3 separate regions of the Homo sapiens genome follow, and regions 1 and 3 are each linked to region 2. The links are chromatin loops, found by intact Hi-C in ENCODE. Cell type or tissue: mammary epithelial cell. All regions are shown on one strand. Each heading gives the region's core, and the rest is flanking DNA. Links, peaks and the distances in the headings are about the cores only. Region 1 overlaps ARHGEF4 (Rho guanine nucleotide exchange factor 4). Region 2 overlaps ARHGEF4 (Rho guanine nucleotide exchange factor 4). Region 3 overlaps ARHGEF4 (Rho guanine nucleotide exchange factor 4).

Evidence for each region. A loop is a pair of places that touch in the nucleus more often than their neighbours do. Peaks named below come from ENCODE experiments on the same cell type or tissue, not always from the same donor. Only the 100,000 strongest peaks of a DNase experiment are listed, where the experiment ranks them.
Region 1: a loop joins it to region 2, with 2.9 times the contacts of the local background. A loop is called at or near these places in 2 of 110 quality-filtered maps.
Region 3: it touches region 2 in a loop (2.2-fold over the local background); 2 of 110 quality-filtered maps call a loop at or near these places.

What each region holds. Positions count from the first base shown.
Region 1 is chr2:130,881,757-130,888,455 of GRCh38, forward strand. All of the region lies in intron 1 of ARHGEF4 (Rho guanine nucleotide exchange factor 4), which reads left to right. Among named protein-coding and RNA genes, the nearest start is that of ARHGEF4-AS1, 48 kb to the left of the region's middle. RefSeq lists an enhancer at 1-231. In mammary epithelial cell, for the core only: a CTCF peak has its summit at 2,965; a DNase peak (open chromatin) is centred at 555; H3K27ac peaks cover 358 bases.
Region 2 is chr2:131,014,156-131,020,854 of GRCh38, forward strand. The region is part of intron 4 of ARHGEF4 (Rho guanine nucleotide exchange factor 4); the gene reads left to right. Among named protein-coding and RNA genes, the nearest start is that of SMIM39, 18 kb to the right of the region's middle. In mammary epithelial cell, for the core only: a CTCF peak has its summit at 3,405; a DNase peak (open chromatin) is centred at 3,246; H3K4me3 peaks cover 199 bases; H3K27ac peaks cover 2,486 bases.
Region 3 is chr2:130,917,125-130,923,823 of GRCh38, forward strand. ARHGEF4 (Rho guanine nucleotide exchange factor 4) reads left to right here. Exons shown (of 14, transcript NM_001367493.1): 2 at 1-374. Among named protein-coding and RNA genes, the nearest start is that of ARHGEF4-AS1, 83 kb to the left of the region's middle. In mammary epithelial cell, for the core only: a CTCF peak has its summit at 3,496 (motif pointing left); a DNase peak (open chromatin) is centred at 3,467.

The sequences.
Region 1 (6,699 bases), core at 551-5,550, 130 kb before region 2:
GCGATCCAGAGCAGATGGTGATGCCACGTGCAGCCAGTGAGGACCACAGGCTGGTGTACTGGGCGGGGAGTGACTGGTCTGGTTGCAGCAGGTGTGTACGAGAACCACCTTGGCCAAAAGGGCGTGGTTGGAGGCCCACGCCAAGCTGGCTGGCAAAACAGGTACCCCCTCTCTAGTCTGGGTGGTTGACACAGAGCCTCAGGCAGCGCTTGGGGTAATCAAGAGGGGCTGGGGTGCAGCAGTCAAAACACCAGTGTGAACAGGACATTGAGAATGGCCGGACAGGAAGCGAGCCTGGGCACTGACAGCCTCAAGCAGGGATAGACCTGCAAAGAAATCCCCAAGCCCGCTTTCCCAATTGTCTTAGCTATTCTCAGCTCCTTTCACAAAAGGTAGGGGCTGTTTGTTTGTTCGTCTTTGAGAAAGGGTCTCAACAGGTCCTGGACAGAGAGGAAATCATTTAGGAAGCAACAGGTGTGGTTGCCCATGGCTAGGCTGGGCCCAGGAGGGCCTGTTCCTTCCTGTTTCCAGCCCTCAGGCCTTGTCTGAGTCAGCTTGGGCTGGCTGGGTGGGTGGCTTACACAGCAGACATCTATTTCCCCCAGGTCTAAAGGCTGGACGCCCGTGGTCAGGTTCCAGGGAGGGCTCCCTTCCAGGTTGCAGAAGGCCACCTTCTCACTGTGTCCCCACGTGGTGGGAGGGGTGAGTGAGCTTTCCGGTGGCTTTTTGCATAAAGGCACTAATCCCACTCATGAGGGCGACACCCTCATGACCTAACCACCTCCCAACAGTCTCCTCTCAATACCCTCACCTTGGAAGTTAGGATTTCAACATATGAACTTGGGGGAAGGACAGAGGCCTTCAGTCCTTTGCAAGCCTGAAGTCCAAACCCTGTTTCTGCTCACTGAGGTTACTGACTAAAGCAAAGTGCCACAAACTAGTGCGAACACAGACGCAGGGGACTTCACCCGTACCCTCTCTCGGAGATTTTTCTCATTTAAAAGAAGCAGAAAATGAAATGTCTGTGGGTGCAGGCAGGAGGGCCAGGGTGGGGGTCTCAGTTTGCACCCCGTCAAGCAGATCCTCCCCATCCACAATGGGCTGAGTCCCCCGAGGGACAGGGACATAGGGCTGGACATCTTGTCTAGGTTGTTTGCTTTTTTGTCATTTTAGCTCCTGTTTTTATTTTGATTTCTTTTCTGTCTGTTTAAAAAGACTTCTGGCTCCCCTTTCTGCCTGAGGTTTCATAGCTGACTGCCCCTCCTCACCTTTGGTGGTGATGCATCTCCTGTCCCCTTTCTACCTCTAACCCCTATGAGTTATTTTCCAGGATACCATTGAGAAATTGAGGGTTTTTCAAGGAGCGAGATGCCAGAACCTCTGTGCCCTCTCTGACGGTACTCGGATGTAGTGGGCAGACAGTGAGGATTTGTTGAACTGACTGGGTGGACCCACAGCATCTTCTCACACCAGACTTAAGAGGGTGGCCAGTGGGCATGGGGCCTCTCTGCCAGGCCGTTTTCCTGCTTCCCTGCTGAGACCGAGTGTGCTGGGTGAGCAGCCCCTTCCTGAATGATGGCAGGGCCCTGAGGTCCCTGGGGTGCCAGAGCTCCCTCTTCTGTGGAATGCCGGAGCAGTGTGCTCACCGTTCCCTGTGTGTATAAGCTCAGAATTTTTTTCAGAATAAAAAAGCACAACTCAAAAACAGATCGACTTCTCAGATGTCTCTTCTCTTCATCTTTCTTTTCCTTCCCTTCCCCACTAAAAATACTGTGTTCTGTTATTTACAACACTTTTCTAAATGTCTTGCATGGTGTTGACTTAGTAGCTGGGACCTGGGAAACCAGAGGCAGGAATGGAGTCGCCTGGACCTGGCCCAGTCACAGAGCCAGGGGCAGGGCCCACGCATGTCTGCAGGGGCAGTGGGTGGGACAGGCAGAGCTGCAGTGAATGATGGCACGTGGGTTGAGTGCCCTCTGATGCAGCCGTGGGCACACTGGTCTTCCAAGAGGCCTTAGGAAACCAGTGTCCTGCCTCCTGGTGTCTGCAGGCAGATGGCCTAGGCTGGAAACTGGGGTCTGTCACTATCTGTGTGACTGTGTGTGAATTCCTCAGCCTCCTGAGCTTCAGCCTCCTCATCTATAAAATATGGAATAATAGGTATCTTTTCAGGGTACTTGAGCATTAAATGAGTGAATTTATGTAAAGTTCATGGAATAATGAAGTGCTCCATTAATATTAACTATCGTCATCACCAACATCATCGTCAACATTATATATCCTCCTACTGATTTTATGCAAAGTTATTTTATGTTGTGATGGCAAGAAGTGTGTGGAAATTCCAAAAAGGGTGTAATGATTTCACCAAATAGTTTGGAAGGCTTTTGAAGGAGGCAGGAAATGAGCTGAGCCTGGAGATGTTATCAGTAACAGTATCTGAATAGGCAGGAGAGCATTCACAGAAACTCAATTTATACACACACACACGCATACACATGCACACACACGTGCACACATGCATGCACACAGACACACATAGGCACGTGCACACACACACACACACCCACACTATAGTTTAATGGTTAAAGAGTACAGACCCTGGAAGCAGATTATACTTGTTAGATGACTAGTTTTGCCATTTTCTAGCTATGTAACATTGTCGAAGCTGCTTAAATTCTCTATGTCTCAGTGTATTGTTTTGTAAGATGAAGATGATTATAATGCCTATCTCAGAGGACTGTAATTACAATAAAAAGCTCTCAACAGTGGTAGCTGGCATTATTAGCAGCAGCGCACCTGATATATGGTGGCTGGCATGATTTTTAATACTTTGAGGGCTAAAGGGCAAGTTGCAACACCTGTTCTGAGCGTTCATCCTCTGCTGGACGAAGTAAAACATTTAGAAAGCGATAACAAGTAACCATGATACAAAGCAATATATGGAACTGCCCCTGAGTGGCAGCAGAGTTAGAGAAATACTGTTGAAGGGCCAGGCCCTCATTATTTTGTTTCCAGGGCCAGCAGAATGTTGCTGGTGGCCCTTGAGGCCGGACCCTGCTGCCTCCTGGAATCATACGCCATAGAACAGTGATGATTACAAGCTGAGGACTCTTCAGGATCTGTGCTAACCAGGAAGAGGCTCGGCCTCTCTAGGCCCCTCCAGCTTCTTCATCAATAAATGAAGACAAAATCTGTTACCTTACAGGGCTATAGGAGAGAATGAAAAGAGGTACCATATTTGAAAGTACGTAGTTTGAAGGCATTCAAGTTTATGATGCCATTACTAATCTACTCCATACTTCCACCTTTCTCCCTGGTATACATCACTTCTGTTTAATGCATGTCAGCTCTCAAATACTGTTAGCCTTTCTACTGTCTCATCTCCCTTCACTGGAGTGGCTCTGAGTTTGGGCATATGTCAGATGTTTGAAGGCACTGTAATCATGTTTACTTGTGCATTACAGCCTGCTCTGAGGGACAGTCTTGTCCAACGTTAAGAGGAAAGTCAACAGGGTTGAATACAGGATTGCATAACCTATGGTGATATGAATTGAACAGGAAGCAAAGGACAAAAGAACTAACATGTTTTTAGCTTAGTATGTGCTGGGATTACAGGCGTGAGCCACCGCGCCCGGCCTACATAATAGCATTAATTCATTCAAGAGGAAAGAACCCTCGTGGCCCAATCACATCTTAAAGGTCTCATCGTAATACTGTTACAATGGCAACTAAGTTTCCCACACATGCTTTTTGTAGTGGAGGGGGGTGAGGGCATATTCAAACCATAGCACTCTCTTTTTTCTTATTCTTTTTTTTTTTTTTTTTTTTTTTTAGATGGAGTCTCCCTCTGTCGCCCAGTCTGGAATGCAGTTGTGCAATCTCGGCTCACTGCAACCTCTGCCTCCTGGGTTCAAGCGATTCTCCTGCCTCAGCCTCCCGAGCAGCTGGGACTACAGGCGCCCGCCACCATGCCTGGCTAATTTTTTTGTATTTTTAGTAGAGATGGGGTTTCACCATGTTGGCCAGGCTGGTCCAGAACTCCTGACCTAGTGATCCACCCATCTCGGCCTCCCAAAGTAATGGGACTACAGGTGTGAGCCACCATGCCCGGCCTTTTCTTCTTTTATTTTGTAATTTAATATACTCATAACTTCATGAGACATGTAGAGTTTAACAGAGTTACAAAGCAAATACCCACATAATCACACTGTGAATCAAGAGACTGTTCACACCCAGCACTCTAGAAGCCTCTGGAAACCCCTTCCCAGTCTGTTGTGATCACATGTTTAATTTTATCAAGGCTCTTCTTTCTGGACTGCTTGGTGTGCTCAGATATCTTTTAAATCTGTGACTGTGGGAAATTATATTCATTGGTTTTCTTGTATTTAATCAACTTTGCCTCCTTGGTGCTTACCCAATTTGGCCCTTATTTATTTTATTCTTACTATGTTGATGGATTTGATTTGATGATGCTTTGTTTTAGATTTCTGTATCTGATGAGATTAGTCTGTAATTTTTCTTTCTCATTGCTGTTTTTTTTTGCCAGGTTTTAAGATCAAGGAGGTATTAACCTTATAAAATGAATCAAGTGTTACTTTCTGAAAAAAAATTCTGAAAGATTTTTATAAGATTGGATGATTTGGCCGGGCATGGTGGCTCATGCCTGTAATCCCAGCACTTTGGGAGGCTGAGGTGGGCGGATCATGAGGTCAGGAGATCGAGACTATCCTGGCTAACATGGTGAAACCCCTTCTCTACTAAAAATACAAAAAAAATTAGCCAGGCATGGTGGCGGGCACCTGTAGTCCCAGCTACTTGGAAGGCTGAGTCAGGAGAATGGCGGGAACCCGGGAGGTGGAGCTTGCAGTGAGCCGAGATCGCGCCACTGCACTCCAGCCTGGGTGGCAGACCGAGACTCTGTCTCAAAAAAAAAAAAAAAGGTTGGATGATTTATCCCTTCAATATCTGGTAAAATTTGCTAACGAAGTTTCCTTTGGGGAAAAAAAATTAGTAATAATTCAATTCCTTTAATGGTTGTTGAAGTAGTCACAATTTCTATTTCTTCTTGAGTCACTTTTGGTAATTTTTTTTTTTGTAGATGGATATACAGTGTGTCCAGCAGCATTTGTTGAAAAGACTGTCCTTTCCCCAGTGATGACTGTGGCACCAACAAAGCAATCTATTTGTAGGCTCATGTGGATTAATTTCTGGTCTCTATTTGGCTCCATTAATCTAGTTAGTATCCTTACACCAATGTCACACTATCTTGATTACTGTCACTTTATAGTCTTAAAAGTCTTGAAATCAGGCAGTGTAGTTTCCCAATGTTGTTTTTCTTTTTAAAGGTTGTTTTAGCTAGTCTTAAGATATTTGCATTTCTATATAAATTTTAGAATCACATTAGAATTTCTACAAAAAGCCTGCTGGAGCTGGGCATGGTGGCATGTGTCTGTAGTCCCAGCTACTTGGGAGGCTGAGGCAGGAGGATGGTGTGAGCCCAGGAGGTCAAGGCTACAATGAGCCATGATCATGCCCTTGCACTCCAGCCTGGGTGATAGAACAAGACCCTGTCTCCAAAAAAAAAACAAAAAGGCTGCTGGAATTTTGATTATACCAAATCTGCAGATCAGATATGAGGAGAACTGGCACTTAACAATATTAAGCCTAGTTTTGTTAAATTATAATTTTGTGAGAATTTGTCCATGTCATCTAACTGCTCACATTAATTGACCTATTTTTATCATAAACCCTTTTATTAGTGTCTTTTAATGTCTGCAACATTCATCATGATACCGACTTTTTTTCATTCCTCTACTAGTTACGTATGTGTTTGCTTTTTCCTTGATCAATCTTTTGAGGTTTGTAAATTTATTCGTTAAGGAGTTCTTGGTTTCTGAAAACAACAACAAAATGACAAAAGTGTCCATTTTAGCAGTTTATTTCTCTGAATGAGCCTTTATAATCAGCAGTAGCTTTCCTCCAAGTGACAGTTCAGGAACCCAGGCCATTTCTGTGGTTGGCCCGGCTGTCCTCACCATGTGGTCTCCAGGACGGCGTCCTTTGCCTCCACTGTGCTGGGAAGGAGGATGGAGGACCACGCCGGCAGGGTTTCATGGGCTGGGGCCGAATGTCACTCTTGCTCACATTTCATAGACTAGACCTGAGTCCAGGGACATGGTCTGTCAGGGAGAGCTGGACCAGCATCATGCTGTGTGCCTGGAAATGGGAGGAGGCAGGTGTGTGCAGCTTCCCAGGGTCTTCTACCATAATTTTTATTCATCTTTTAAAAACCTATTGGCTTTGTTGATCCTCTCTGTTATATATTGAATTTCTTTTGTATTAATGTTGCTGTTAGCTTTGCCGTATTCCTTTTTACTTGGTTTGGCTTTATTTTCTATTTTTCTATCTTCTAACTTCTTTAAAAAAATGCTTAGCAGGCCAGGCGCAGTGGCTCACGCCTGTAATCCTAGCACTTTGGGAGGCCAAGGCGGGTGGATCACCTGAGATCAGTTCAAGACCAGCCTGGCCAATGTGGTGAAACCCCGTCTCTACTAAAATACAAAAATTAGCCGGGCATGATGGCAGGTGCCTGTAATCCCAGCTACTGGAGAGTCTGAGGCAGGAGAATCACCTGAACACCGGAGTTGGTGGTTGCAGTGAACCGAGATCACACCATTGCACTCCAGCCTGGCTGAGCGA
Region 2 (6,699 bases), core at 1,012-6,011:
ACTCCAAAAGTCTGTGATCTAAAATGTTGAGTTACAGGCTGGTTCTGTTCAGTGAAAAATGAAAATGATTACCTGAATTTTGCAGCAACCTAAACTTAGAGGAACAGCTGTTCACATCCCTGGCATTTCACATTTGCCTAACATAACACTACCATGTGTCAGAAACCATGCTTCACTTACTGCTAAATCATGACACAGCCATGTTTTATGTAATTACTTTTTAAAGTAATTGTGACCACAAAGTCTTGTTTGTACATGAAGACCTGACCTTTGACTGATTTCCCAGGTTAGAAAAAGTCCTGCTGGAATTTTGATAGGAATTGCATTAAACCTATGCATCCATTTGGAAGCAACTGAAATCTTTATCCAGTTGAGCCCTCCAATCCATGAACACAGAATGTCTCTCCATATTTAGATCCTCTTTGATTTCTTTCAGTGCTCCATTATTTTAAAGCAAGTCCCAGACATCATGTAATTTGATCTGTAAATAGCATAGTATATGTCTTAAAACATAAGGTCTCTTTCTCTCTGTGCCACACTTTCTTCTCTGGCATTTTAAAAGCAGTGGTCTCCCTGAGGTGGGGATTGAAACAGATTTCTTGTAGGAGTCACTGCTTTTCTTGGCTAAAGGCTCCTCTTACCTTCAGTGAGATGGCACGACAGCACCAAATAGCCAGGGGTCCTTGGAGGGAGAGTAGGGGCAGCAAGGGGGTCCTCCTTGTGTAGGCAGAACGGCTAGAGACCCAGGGCAGGAGAGGTGTGGAGAGCGATGGGCACTGAGAGACGGGGAGCAGTTTTCCCCTGCCCTGGCTGCGGGTTGCCTGAGGGACCTCAGCATGTCTCACCTGTGTGTGAGCTGCGGGGCCTAGATCTGTGCGGCGCACCTAATGATACCTGCCTCACAGGTAGGCTGGAGTCACACACACAGCAGAAGGAGGGTTGTATGTTCTCAGAAAAAGTTATTTTCCCCCCACCAGGAAGAGAACTGGGAGACGAAGGAGCCTGAGAGAAGTTCAGTTTCTCCCAGGAGGGCCCAGACGCAGGTCTCTGCAGCAGAGCGCATTCCCACTTGGGACTGTAGATGGCTCAGGGTTTCTGTTGCCAAAGGAACAAAGCTCTCCAAATCTGAGGTTTTCAGTGAGCCGTTTGTACAACCTAAAAATTAAAAATCTGGAGCTGAGATGACTAAATGTAGTATTGGATCCTGAAACAGAAAAAGGCCATTTGGGAGAACCTGAGGAAATCTGAACAAAATCTGGACATCAGTGACTATCAGAGTCAGTGTTACTCCGTTCGCATGACAAATGTGCCATGCTAGTGTGAGACCTTATGGTCGGGGAGCCCTGGTGTGGGTGCCTGGGAACTCTGTGCTGGTTGACCGGTTGTTCTGTACATCTAAAACTGTTCTTTAAAAGTCTATCAAAAATAATCTTTTTAAAAAACAAAAGCTAGTCTGGGTGCAAGTGGCTCACGCTTGGAATCCCAGCACTTTGGGAAGCCAAGGGCGGATCACCTGAGGTCAGGAGTTCAAGACCAGCCTAGCGAACATGGCAAAACCCCATCTCTACTAAAAATAGAAACAAACTCAGTCCAGTGCAGAGAGCCCAGTGACCTGGCTGGCCGGCAAGCTTTGGCCCCTTGTGAGCGTGTGAAGAAACTTCACCTCTCTGGGCCCCAGCTTCCTCATCTGTAGAATGGACACATCATTTCGCCTTCCTTGTTCATGTCGCAAGGATGAAGTGAGAGGCCCCTGTAGGGCCACACCCGGACACGTATCCCAGTCCCGCAGCGCAGAGCCACTGGGGAGCCTGCACCTGCCGTTTTGCCCGGGCAGGGACCACATGCATGCCAGGGCTCCCCGGGAGCCTCACCTCTCACCCTCCTTCTTGCTTCTCACTCTACTCCAGCCACTCTGCAGTTCTTCCATGACCAGCAGCAACCCCACCCTCTTGCTTCTGGGACTAGATGCTGTCCCTGTTGCCTGGAACACTCTTCACCCCCCTTGCTACCCTGACACCTCCCAACGTGCCCCACCAGGATCTCCCAGGCCTGGTTGGGCCTCCTGTGCCTGTGGTTTCCCAGCATCATCACGCAACATTATTTGTTTAACTCCCTTATTTCCTGCCAGACCCCCATCACCTTCACATTGCATCCTCAGAACCCTGCGTGTGTCTGTGGCGCATACCCAATGGGCTCTGGATAAATACATTTGAGTGAATTCAGAAAGCAGTGAACCAATGCGCAGACGTGAACTGGAAGCACCTGGCTGTTTGGTGCTGGATGAACAGCCAGGCCGCCTGCACCCTGCCCAGTGCCCCCCATGCCCAGATTCCTGTTTCTACTCCAAGACTGTATGCCAGACTCTTTAGAGAAGTTTCTCAAAGGGCCCCAAGGCCATGTCAAAGACTGCATTGCCTGCATTTGCTGGAGCAGAGCTCAGTAAGTCAGTACTCACTTTGTTAATGGCTTTTGATGGACAGCAGTGGATCTCAAATTTGAGCATGCACCAGAGTCATCCAGAGGGCTATGCAGACACAACCTGGGGGCCCCACCCCAGAGTTTCTGATTCAGTGGGTCTGGGGACGGGTCTCAAGGATTTGCATCTCTACCAAGTTCCCTAAGTGCTGCTGCTGGTCTGGGGACCACACTTTGAGAACCACTGACTTGCAGGGCAGTAGGTCAGCATGGGAAAGAGATGCATAAGGAGGACATTCCTCCACCTCTCTCCCTGGGTGGGCAGAGCTACCTGCCTTCCCTTGTAAGGGGAAGCAGAAAATTGTTTGGCTGCTGTTCACCAGAGGCAAAGGCACCCTCACTGAGCATTTATCTAGAATCTAGAGCTCTTAGCTGCTGTGCTGTCTAAACACTGTTGGAATTTCAGAATGAATCAGAGACTGCTGACTTGTCTTCCTATAAAAAATTTAAAATCCAAAATCAAGACTGGCCTTTGTGTTGCTGGGCCATGTTGTTTTTGTTCATTTATTCACCTGCATACACCGTGGGGCACATGGTCCCATCCTTTAACGCTTTCCTATGAATTAGCTGTGTGAGACCCACAGTAGCTTTGTAAGAGAGTTTGAGCCCAGTCTAAGCAGACAAGTGACTGGCTCTCCCACTGGCTGTTTGCACAGAGCCTGGATCTCCTGGCTTCAGTCCCGGAGTCCTTCCCCCACCTTCACCTTCACTCCCTCTCCCACGAATGCCTGCTCAACCTTCCGTTCATGCAGTTGTGAAACCCTCAGGAAACACCTCCTCAATCCCACACCCTGTGCTGGGAGCTGGAATGTAAAATGATGAGTAAAAGTACTGGGAGACTCATGTTGAAACTCGCTTTTCTTTTCTCCCAGGCTGCAAATTTGCTAGATGAACAATCATTTTGTGAACTGCTGAGACCCCAGCTGGGACTACTGAAAAGCCAAGAAAAGTAGTGACTCCTACAAGAAATCTGTTTTATTCCCCTCGAGAGACCATTGCTTTTAAAATACCCCAGAAAAGAAAGTGTAGCAGCAAGACAGAGAGGGAGAGCAAGGGAAAGAGATGCCTTGCCTTTTAAGACATATACTATGCTATTCACGGATCAAATTATGTGATGTCTGGGACTTGTTTAAAATAGCAGAGAACTGAAAGAAATCAAAGAGGATCTAAATATGGAGAGAGATTCTGTGTTCATGGATGGGAGGGCTCAACAGAGTAAAGATTTCAGTTGTCTCCGAGTTGATACATAGGTTTAATGTAATTCCTATCAAAATCTCAGCAGGATTTTTTTCTAGCTATAGACAAGATTATTCTAAAATTTATATGGAAAGGCAAAGGAACAGGAATAGCTAAAACAGGAGGCCAGGGGAGGAAACAAAAAAGAATAGCTAAAACATTTCTGAAAAGAGGAATTAAGTAAGATGAACCACTCTACCAAATTTCAAGAATTATTTTATACCCACAGAAAACAAGACTATTTGGTATGAGAGGTGGATGAACACATTGATCAATGGGACAGAATAGAAAATCCAGAAATAGTGCCAAACAAGTACAGCCAACCAGTTGTTTAAACAATTGTGGTATAATCCACATGCCATTGTTATTTTCATATTTTGTTATTCTTGTTGTTTTTGTAATGACCATACTAAGGATGAACTGGCATACCGCTGTGATTTTTATTTGCATTTCCCTAATGATTAGTGATGTCGTATGTCCTTATTTATATGCTATTGACCATTCGTATGTCTTCTTTGAAGAAATGTCTATTCAAATCCTTTGCCTATTTTTGAGTTGGGCTAGTTTTTGAGTTTTTTGTTTGTTTTGTTTTTTGAGTTGTGGGAGTTTTTCAAAAATGTATTCTGGATGTTATTCCCTTATCAGATATATGATTTGCAGATATTTTCTTCCATTCTATGGGTTGCCTTTTCTCTCTTGATACTGTCCTTTAATGCACAAAAGATTTAAATTTTGATACAGTTCAATTTACCTATTTTTTTCCTGTTGCCTGTGCTTTTGGTCTTATATCCAAGAAATTATTTACAGATTCACTGCTGTAAAGCTTTCCCCTGTTTTCTTCTAAGAGTATTATAGTTTTAACTTTTATATTTAGGACTTTGTCCATTTTGAGTTAATTTTTATGTGTGTTAGGTAAGGGTTTAACTTCATTATTTTGCATTTGGATATCCAGCTTCCCAACACTGTTCGCTGTAAAGACTGTCTTTTCCCTCACAGTGTTAGCACCTTTGTCGAAAATCAATTGACCACATATGGGAGGGTTTATTTCTGGATCCTCTATTCAGTTCTATTGGTCTATATATCTATCCTTATGCCATTTCCACATTATTTGATTATTGTGACTTTGTAGTAAGTTTTGAAATCAGGAAATGCGGGTCCTCCAACTTTGTTTTTTTCAAAATAATTTTGGCTAGTCAGGACCCCTTGAGATTCCATGTGAATTTTAATGATGAATTTTTCTATGTGTGTAAAAAAATGCCACTGGGGCTGGGCGCAGTGGCTCATGCCTGTAATCTCAGCATTTTGGGAGGCTGAGGTGGGTGGATCACCTGAGGTTGGGAGTTCGAGACCAGCCTGACCAACATGGAGAAACCCTGTCTATACTAAAAATACAAGATTATCTCGGTGTGGTGTCACATGCCTGTAATCCCAGCTACCTGGGAGGCTGAGGCATGAGAATCGCTTGAACCCGGGAGGCGGAGGTTGCCGTGAGCTGAGATCGTGCCATTGCACTGCAGCCTGGGCAACAAGAGTGAAACTCTGTCTCAAAAAAAAAAAGTCATTGGATTTTTATAGGAATGCATTGAATACACAGATTGCTTTAGGTGGTATTGTCATCTTAAATATATTAAGACTTTCAATTTATGAACATGGGACGTCTTTCTTTGCTTTTTTTTTTTTCCAGCAATGTTTTGTAGCTTTTATTCTACACATCTTTGGCCTCCTTGGTTAAGTTTATTCCTAAGTATTTTATTCTTTGGTTTTTGTTTTTGTTTTTGTTTTTTTGAGATGGAGTCTCGCTCTGTCGCCCAGGCTGGAGTGCAGTGGCGCGATCTCGGCTCACTGCAAGCTCCGCCTCCCGGGTTCATGCCATTCTCCTGCCTCAGCCTCCTGAATAGCTGGGACTACAGGCGCCTGCCACCACGGCCGGCTAATTTTTTTGTATTTTTAGTAAAGACGGGGTTTCACTGTGTTAGCCAGGATGGTCTCGATTTCCTGACCTCGTGATCCGCCCGCCTCGGCCTCCCAAAGTGCTGGGATTACAGGCGTGAGCCACCATGCCTGGCCAGTATTTTATTCTTTTTAATGCTATTGTAATGAAATTTTCAAAAGTTTCCTTTTCAGATTACTCATTGCAAATATACAGAAATAAAACTGATTTTTGTGTGTTAATTTATATTCTGTAGCCTTGCTGAATTTTAGTAGCTTTAATAATTTTATTGTGGATTCTTTAAGGTATGCTACATGTAAGAAGATGTCATCTGCAAACAGATAATTTTATTTTTCCTTTTCAATGTGGATGTCCTTTATTCTTTTTCTTTATTTTATTTTATTTATTATACTTTAAGTTTTAGGGTACATGTGCACAATGTGCAGGTTTGTTACATATGTATACATGTGCCATGTTGGTGTGCTGCACCCATTAACTCTTCATTTAACATTAGGTATATCTCCTAATGCTATCCCTCCCCCCTCCCCCCACCCCACAACAGGCCCCAGTGTGTGATGTTCCCCTTCCTGTGTCCATGTGTTCTCATTGTTCAATTCCCACCTATGAGTGAGAATATGCGGTGTTCGGTTTTTTGTCCTTGCGATAGTTTGCTGAGAATGATGGTTTCCAGCTTCATCCATGTCCCTTTACAAAGGACATGAACTCATCCTTTTTTATGGATGCATAGTATTTCATGGTGTATATGTGCCACATTTTCTTAATCCAGTCTGTCGTTGTTGGACATTTGGGTTGGTTCCAAGTCTTTGCTATTGTGAATAGTGCTGCAATAAACTTACCTGTGCATGTGTCTTTATAGCAGCATGTTTTATAATCCTTTGAGTATATACCCAGTAATGGGATGGCTGGGTCAAATGGTATTTCTAGTTCTAGATCCCTGAGGAATCGCCACACTGACTTCCACAATGGTTAAACTAGTTTACAGTCCCACCAACAGTGTAAAAGTGTTCCTATTTCTCCACATCCTCTCCAGCACCTGT
Region 3 (6,699 bases), core at 623-5,622, 97 kb before region 2:
GGGCCCAGCAGGCTGGAATCGCACACACCCTGCCTTCCAGCTCTGCCTGCTGCCTGGCATATGAAAACCCCGGGACGCCCTGCAGACCCACGAGCCCCAAGCCCCTGAGTCCCAGGCCTAGTGCTCAGCGGATGGGTCTCCACTACCCCGGGAGGGGTAGCGCCATCTCCATGGTTTCTCTTGGAAGCTACAGCTACGTGGACAGCAGTTCAGGGGACCCTGAAAGACCCAAGATTCCCAAGGGCCAGACCAGTTTCCTGCTTTCTCTGCAGACGCTAAACCAAGATGAGCAGAAGGAAGAGAGCAGGGAAGGAGGCCAGGGTCCGCGCGGCTTGGGCACAGTGCCCTGGCTCAGGGACCTTCCTGGGAGTGAGGTGAGTATCTGAATCGCACCAAGCCTTTCCTGACCTCTGCAGGCAAGAGAAGGAGGGGAGCAGGCGGGAATCTTCCTGAGGGGAGAGGTAAAATAGGAAGGCCAGGCCAAAATTGCCCCCGTTACACTCCCAGCCGCCCCCCCTCCCCCAGTGAACACAGCGGGTGACCAACTTCTTGAACGTTACCAAGCTAACAAGCCAGAATTGGCATTTCATGATCATTTCGTGTTTTTCTTTAATTTCAAGCCATTTGAATTTTCTTTTGTATGAACTGCCTGCTCCCTGGGCACTGCCCATTTTCTTTTCTTTTCTTTTTCTTTTTTTCTTTTTTTTTTTTTTTTTGAGACGGAGTCTCGCTCTGTCGCCCAGGCTGGAGTGCAGTCGCTCCATCTCGGCTCACCGCAACCTCTGCCTCCCGGATTCAGGCAATTCTCTGCCTCAGCCTCACGAGTAGATTGGATTACAGGCACCCGCCACCACGCCTGGCTAATTTTTGTTATTTTAGTAGAGACGGGGTTTCACCATGTTGGCCAGGCTGGTCTTGAACTCCTGACCTCGTGATCCACCCGCCTCGGCCGGCACTGCCCATTTTCTATTGAACGGTCTGTGCAGGCTTTTGTGTTAAACCTAGTTCTTCTCCACTGTGGCATTTAAAAAAATTCCTCATGTTGTCTTCTAGTACTTTAATGGCTTCTACTTTATCGTATTTAGAATTTGATCCAGCTGGACTTACTTCGTATAAAGAGACAGGAAATGTTGGTGCTTCTGAAATGTTTAGTGCAGTAAGATGGTCTCTCCCACAAAGTGACCGCTTCTGTCCAGGATAGGTTAGCAGGGTCAGGCACAGAACGGAGCAGAGAAGGGTTGGATTTCTCATCCCAGCTGCCCTTGGAAGGAGAGAGCTTTTCTGGAAATTGCAGAGCGTGCCCTGGAGACTGCGAAAAGTAAAAAGTAAGGCTCCCTCAGCTTCTTTAGACCAAGCGATGCCGAGTCTTCCGCGCGCCCAGAGCCGGGGAGCGCAGGCCACAGCCACCCCACGCGGTGGCCTCTCGGGCGCTCCCCTCCGCCTGCAGGCAGATGTCAGCCACACCTGGGCTCACGGGCTGCGCAGCTGGGAGGGCGGCAGATAAGGTGCTGGCAGAGCGCCTCCAGGCCAGGTGGGCTGCTAAGAGGGGCGGAGCTGGGCGAGAAGGGGTTTCCCAGCAGAGCATCCCACAAGGCCGAGTGGACAGCATACATTGAAATAGGATCACTACCAGCAGGAAATGGCTTCACCTCCTCAGTCTGTTTGTGTATCTCTACGCAGTTAAACACTAAAGGTTTTTTGTTGTTTTGGGGGGAGGGTTACTTTTTTTCGTTACTGTTACTACTGAAGTTTAAAAACAAAGCCAAACAATACAGATGTAGAAAGGAAAAGGCCTCTCCCCAAAACCGTCTAATCCCACTCCATGCAAGGAAACACTGCCCTATACTAAGGTGTCTCATCTTTCATTGTGTTCTCACACAGGGCTTATGGGGCAGTTTGGGGAGAGGGAATTACACCGCGGGGTCAGACATACACATTGCTCTGCATCTTTCTTGCTTGCTTAATACAGCAGGTAAAGCCCTCCAGCGCCTCATGTTCATGGCTCTGTTTAGAAGTTCCATAATAGTTCAGAGTATGGCCATGCTGTATTTCCTTTCACGGTTCTTCTACTGATTGGCATTGAGGTAATCTCTAGTTTGGGGTCTTTATAAATAACGCTTCAGCAGCACCCTTGAGCATGCGTCCTTAGATATCGATGCTTTTATTTATGTCTGTTGGATATAAAAGTGGGATTGCACAAAGGGCAGGGGTATTTTAATAGCTTTCAGATTACTTCTGAAATGATTGGCAATCAACACTCAACAGCAGTATCTGAGTGCCCATTTCCTCACACCCCTCCAACTTAGTTGCTTATTGCCCTTTTGTGTTTCTGATCACCTGAAAATACATAGAGAACTTGATTTACAAGTAAAAAGACATTTTAGTGTTAGGCAACTCAGAGTTAAATCAAGTAGTCAAAAAAAGATTTTACAGTATTTGAATTAACAAGCCTGATTTAATAGTGATATAGGCCATGCGTGGTGGTTCACACCTGTAATCCCAGCACTTTGGGAGGCCGAAGCGGGCGGATCACCTGAGGTCAGAAGTTCGAGACCAGCCTGGCCAACATGGTGAAACCCCGTCTCTACTAAAAATATAAAAATTAGCTGGGCCTGGTGGTGGGCGCCTGTAATCCCAGCTACTTGGGAGGCTGAGGCAGGAGAATCACTTGAATCCGGGAGGCAAAGGTTGCAGTGAGCCAAGATCACACCACTGCACTCCAACCTGGGCGACAGAGTGAGACTCCCTCTCAAAAAAAAAAAAAGTGATATATACATATCTGTCTCTATGTGTCTGTGTATACACACACATGCACACACATACATGGTGCAGAAGCACATACTGGAAGGCAGATATTCCTGGAAGTGGTCCCTGTGCTCACGTTGTGCATGGGATGGAGCAGGTGCTTTGGGCCTCAGGCACACACCTGGACAGCCTGCTTGGTTTGTTGGGGTTTTTTTTTGTGTGTGTGTCTTTCTGTTTGTTTTTTGTTTATTTTGTTTGATTCAGCGTCTTGCTCTGTCTCCCAGACTGGAATGTGGTGGCGAGATCACGGTTCACTGCAGCCTGGATCTCCCAGGCTCAAGCAATCCTCTTGCCTCAGCCTCCCAAGTTGCTGAGCCCCCAGGCATGCGCCACCACACCCAGATAATTTTTTAATTTTTTGTAGTGACAGAGTCTCACCTTGTTGCCCCAGTTGGAGTCTGCATGGGTTTTAACAAATAGTAAGTGAGATGATGATTATAAAGTATACAGCAAAGGGCCAGGCATGAAGCGGGTGCCAGATAAATGTGAGTTCGTATTCCTCTTTATGTTTCATTCCTTACTGGAGAAGAGGAAGGCCTAGTACACTGCGCCATCAGACCACAGACAGGAGAACAGCAGGTACATAGGGAACGGGAAGGGAAGCAAAGCTCAGAAAGGTTCCCTCTGTCTGGTAGAACCCTGGATGGTGCTGGAATGTGAAACTCCCCTTGGAGAAATGACTGCGCCATCTTGTGGGCATTCCTGGGAGAGCAGGCTCTGATGGTGAGAGTAATTTGCAAGGAATTCAGTCAGTTATTCCCACTTCGTATTAAGGAGCAGCAGTTCTCTTATCCCAATCTTTTAAAACAACCATTCTTAATATTTTGTTGTTTACTTCTAGATTTCTTCCACAGACAAGTTTTATATATGTAACATAGCTGTGATAATATCGTGTATAGAGATCTTAATTTTCTGTGACTTTACATCCTGCAGTTTCTTTAAAGCTTTTCAAAGTCAAGAAATAGAGAAGACTTACAGAACAGCATAATACATAAATGTGTAGACATATATTGTCAACAGACACTGGATGACCTCCACCAGGTCATGAAACACCACATCCCCCACCCTGCCCCCTTCCTGCCACCTCCCTTCCTCCTCCCTGCCCTACCCACTATGCCCCATCTCATGGTGTTCACTTGCATTTCATTATCGTGTTACTACTTTATTACTATGGGTGTGGGGGTGGCCTGTTTTGAGGTTTATATAAACAAAATCTTACACATTGCTTTAAACTTTACTCAGTCTATTTTGTGTCTGCCTTCCCCTGCTCTAATTAAGAATCATCCTGTGGACTGGGTGCGGTGGCTCACGCCTGTAATCCTAGCACTTTGGGAGGCAGGGGCGGGCGGATCACGAGGTCAGGAGATCTCTCATCAGCATGTTGAATTGCTCCGAATCATCATAACACATTGTATTTCTCAGTGAGCTGCTGATGGACTTGGGGGTTGTGCCCGTTTGGGGCTGCTGTGAACATTTGGGTCAGGGGCCTACTGCACGTGCATGTATATTTCTGTGGGTTGCATTTTAGGGGTGTCCTTGGGGGATGCATATCTTTAGTCATACTAAATACTGTCAAATTATTTTTCCAAAGTGATTGCATCAAATTACACTCTCTCATTAGGAGTATCCTTTGCTCTCTGTTCTCATTCACATTTGGTTGATACTGTCAGCCTTTTTAATTTTAGCCATTCTGCTAGGTGTGTAGCAGTATCTCACTGTGATTTTAGTTTTCATTTTCCTGATGTCTGAAGAGGCTAAGGAACTTTTGTTTTTGTTTTTTGAGACCAAGTCCCCCTCTGTCACCCAGGCTGGAGTGCAGTGGTGCGATCTCAGCTCACTGCAACCTCTGCCTCCTGGGTTCAAGCAATTCTCCTGCCTCAGCCTCCCAAGTAGCTGGGACTATAGGCGCCTGCCACCACGCTCAGCTGATTTTTGTATTTTTAATAGAGATGGGGTTTCACCATGTTGGCCAGGCTGGTCTCAAACTCCTGAGGTCAAGTAATCCACCTGCCTTGGCCTCCCAAAGTGCTGGGATTACAGGCATGAGCCACTGCACCTGGCCTAAGGAACTTTTTATGTGCTTTTCAACACTCTGGATACCCTTGTCAAACTAAAATAATCAAAAAGGTCAGAATCTAGTTTAAAAAGAGTTTATTCAGGCCGGGCGCAGTGGCTCAAGCCTGTAATCTCAGCACTTTGGGAGGCCGAGGCAGCAGGATCACCTGAGGTTAGGGGTTCGAGACCAGCCTGACCAACATGGAGAAACCCTGTCTCTACTAAAAACCACAAAAATTAGCCGGGCATGGTGGCGCATGCATATAATCGCAGCTAGTTGGGAGGCTGAGGCAGGAGAATCGCTTGAACCCAGGAGGTGGAGGTTGCGGCGAGCCGAGATTGCACCGTTGCACTCCAGCCTGGGCAACAAGAGTGAAACTCTGTCTCAAAAAAAAAAAAAGAGTTTATTCAGCACAGAAGTCGAGGACTGCAGCCTGGGACACACTTCCAAGTTGCCTTGGAGAGTGCTCCAGAGAACAAAAGAGAGGCTCAAATTTTTTAAAGAAAAAAAGGAGGAATCAGGAGAGGGAGTGAGTACAAATGTTGTTTATCAGGAATTCTCATTGGTTTATGGAAGTAACACCGGTTGGTGATTGGCTATACCTTGTTGAGCTATAAGGTATGTGGCATTTTATGACTCCTCAGAGTGAGTTAGTCTAGAGTCCGCATAGCAAGTGGCTCCAAGAGGTAGCTATTTAGCTGAGGGGGAGTGAGATATTATGTCTTAAATGCCTTTTGGGTTTGGGCCTGATAATTTAAAGGGCTCACATTCCTCAGATTTTTTTTTTTCACTCTCTTGTGGGACATGTCTCTCCTAGTCTGTCATCCATTTGTTTTGGGGTTGTCTTTCTCTTACTGATTCTTGATAGAATTGCATTGTGGGTAAATGTGCCACAGATATTTCCTATTTTGTGTGGCTTGTCTTTTCCCTCTTTAATGATATATATATATATATATTTTGTTTGAGATGGAGTCTTGCTCCGTCACCCAGGCTGGAGTGCAGTGGCACAATCTTGGCTCAGTGCAACTTCCGCTTCCCGGGTTCAAGCAATTCTCCTGCCTCAGCCTCCCAAGTAGCTGGGACTACAGGCGCGAGCCACAACACCCAGCTAATTTTTGTATTTTTAGTAGAGATGGGTTTCGCCATATTGGCTAGGGTGGTCTCGAACTCATGAGCTCAAGTGATCCACCCACCTCAGCCTCCCAAAGTGCTGGGATTACAGGCGTGAGCCATCGCGCCTGGGCATAATGATATCTTTTGATGAACAGAAATTCTCAATTTTAATGTTGTCAAGTGTATCCATCTTTTCTCTACCCCAAGGTCATGAAAAGAATCCCTTAAATTACCTTCTTAAAAACTTTCACGGCCTTGCTTATTACATGTAGGTCTCTGAGATGCCTGTAACTGGCATTTGTGTTCCATTCATCTGTTTGTCCGTCCTTCTGACACAGTATCTTAATCACTGTAGCTGTACAGTAAGCATTACTGACCAGTCTACCAGTTCCTCTCACGTGGTCATCAAGTCGATAAACTGAGCTCGCTGAGTGCCACTTGTGGGCGGGCAATGTTCTAGATGCAGCGGACACTGTACTGAATAATACAGCAGGATGTCCGTCCTCACAGCAGGACAGCATGCAGCAGTCAATAAATTAGTGAGCGAGTAAGATCATTTCAGATAAAAGGAAATGAGAAAGAGAGTTGAGAGGTTTGACGGTGGGGCACCCTTGGCTTGGAGATTTTGGGTCTGACATGTGAACCAAGTCTCAACTGATGAGGAAGCCATAGAGCCCTGGAAGGTCCAGCCTCATATGTTAGTAATGTGGAGGAATCCCCTCAGT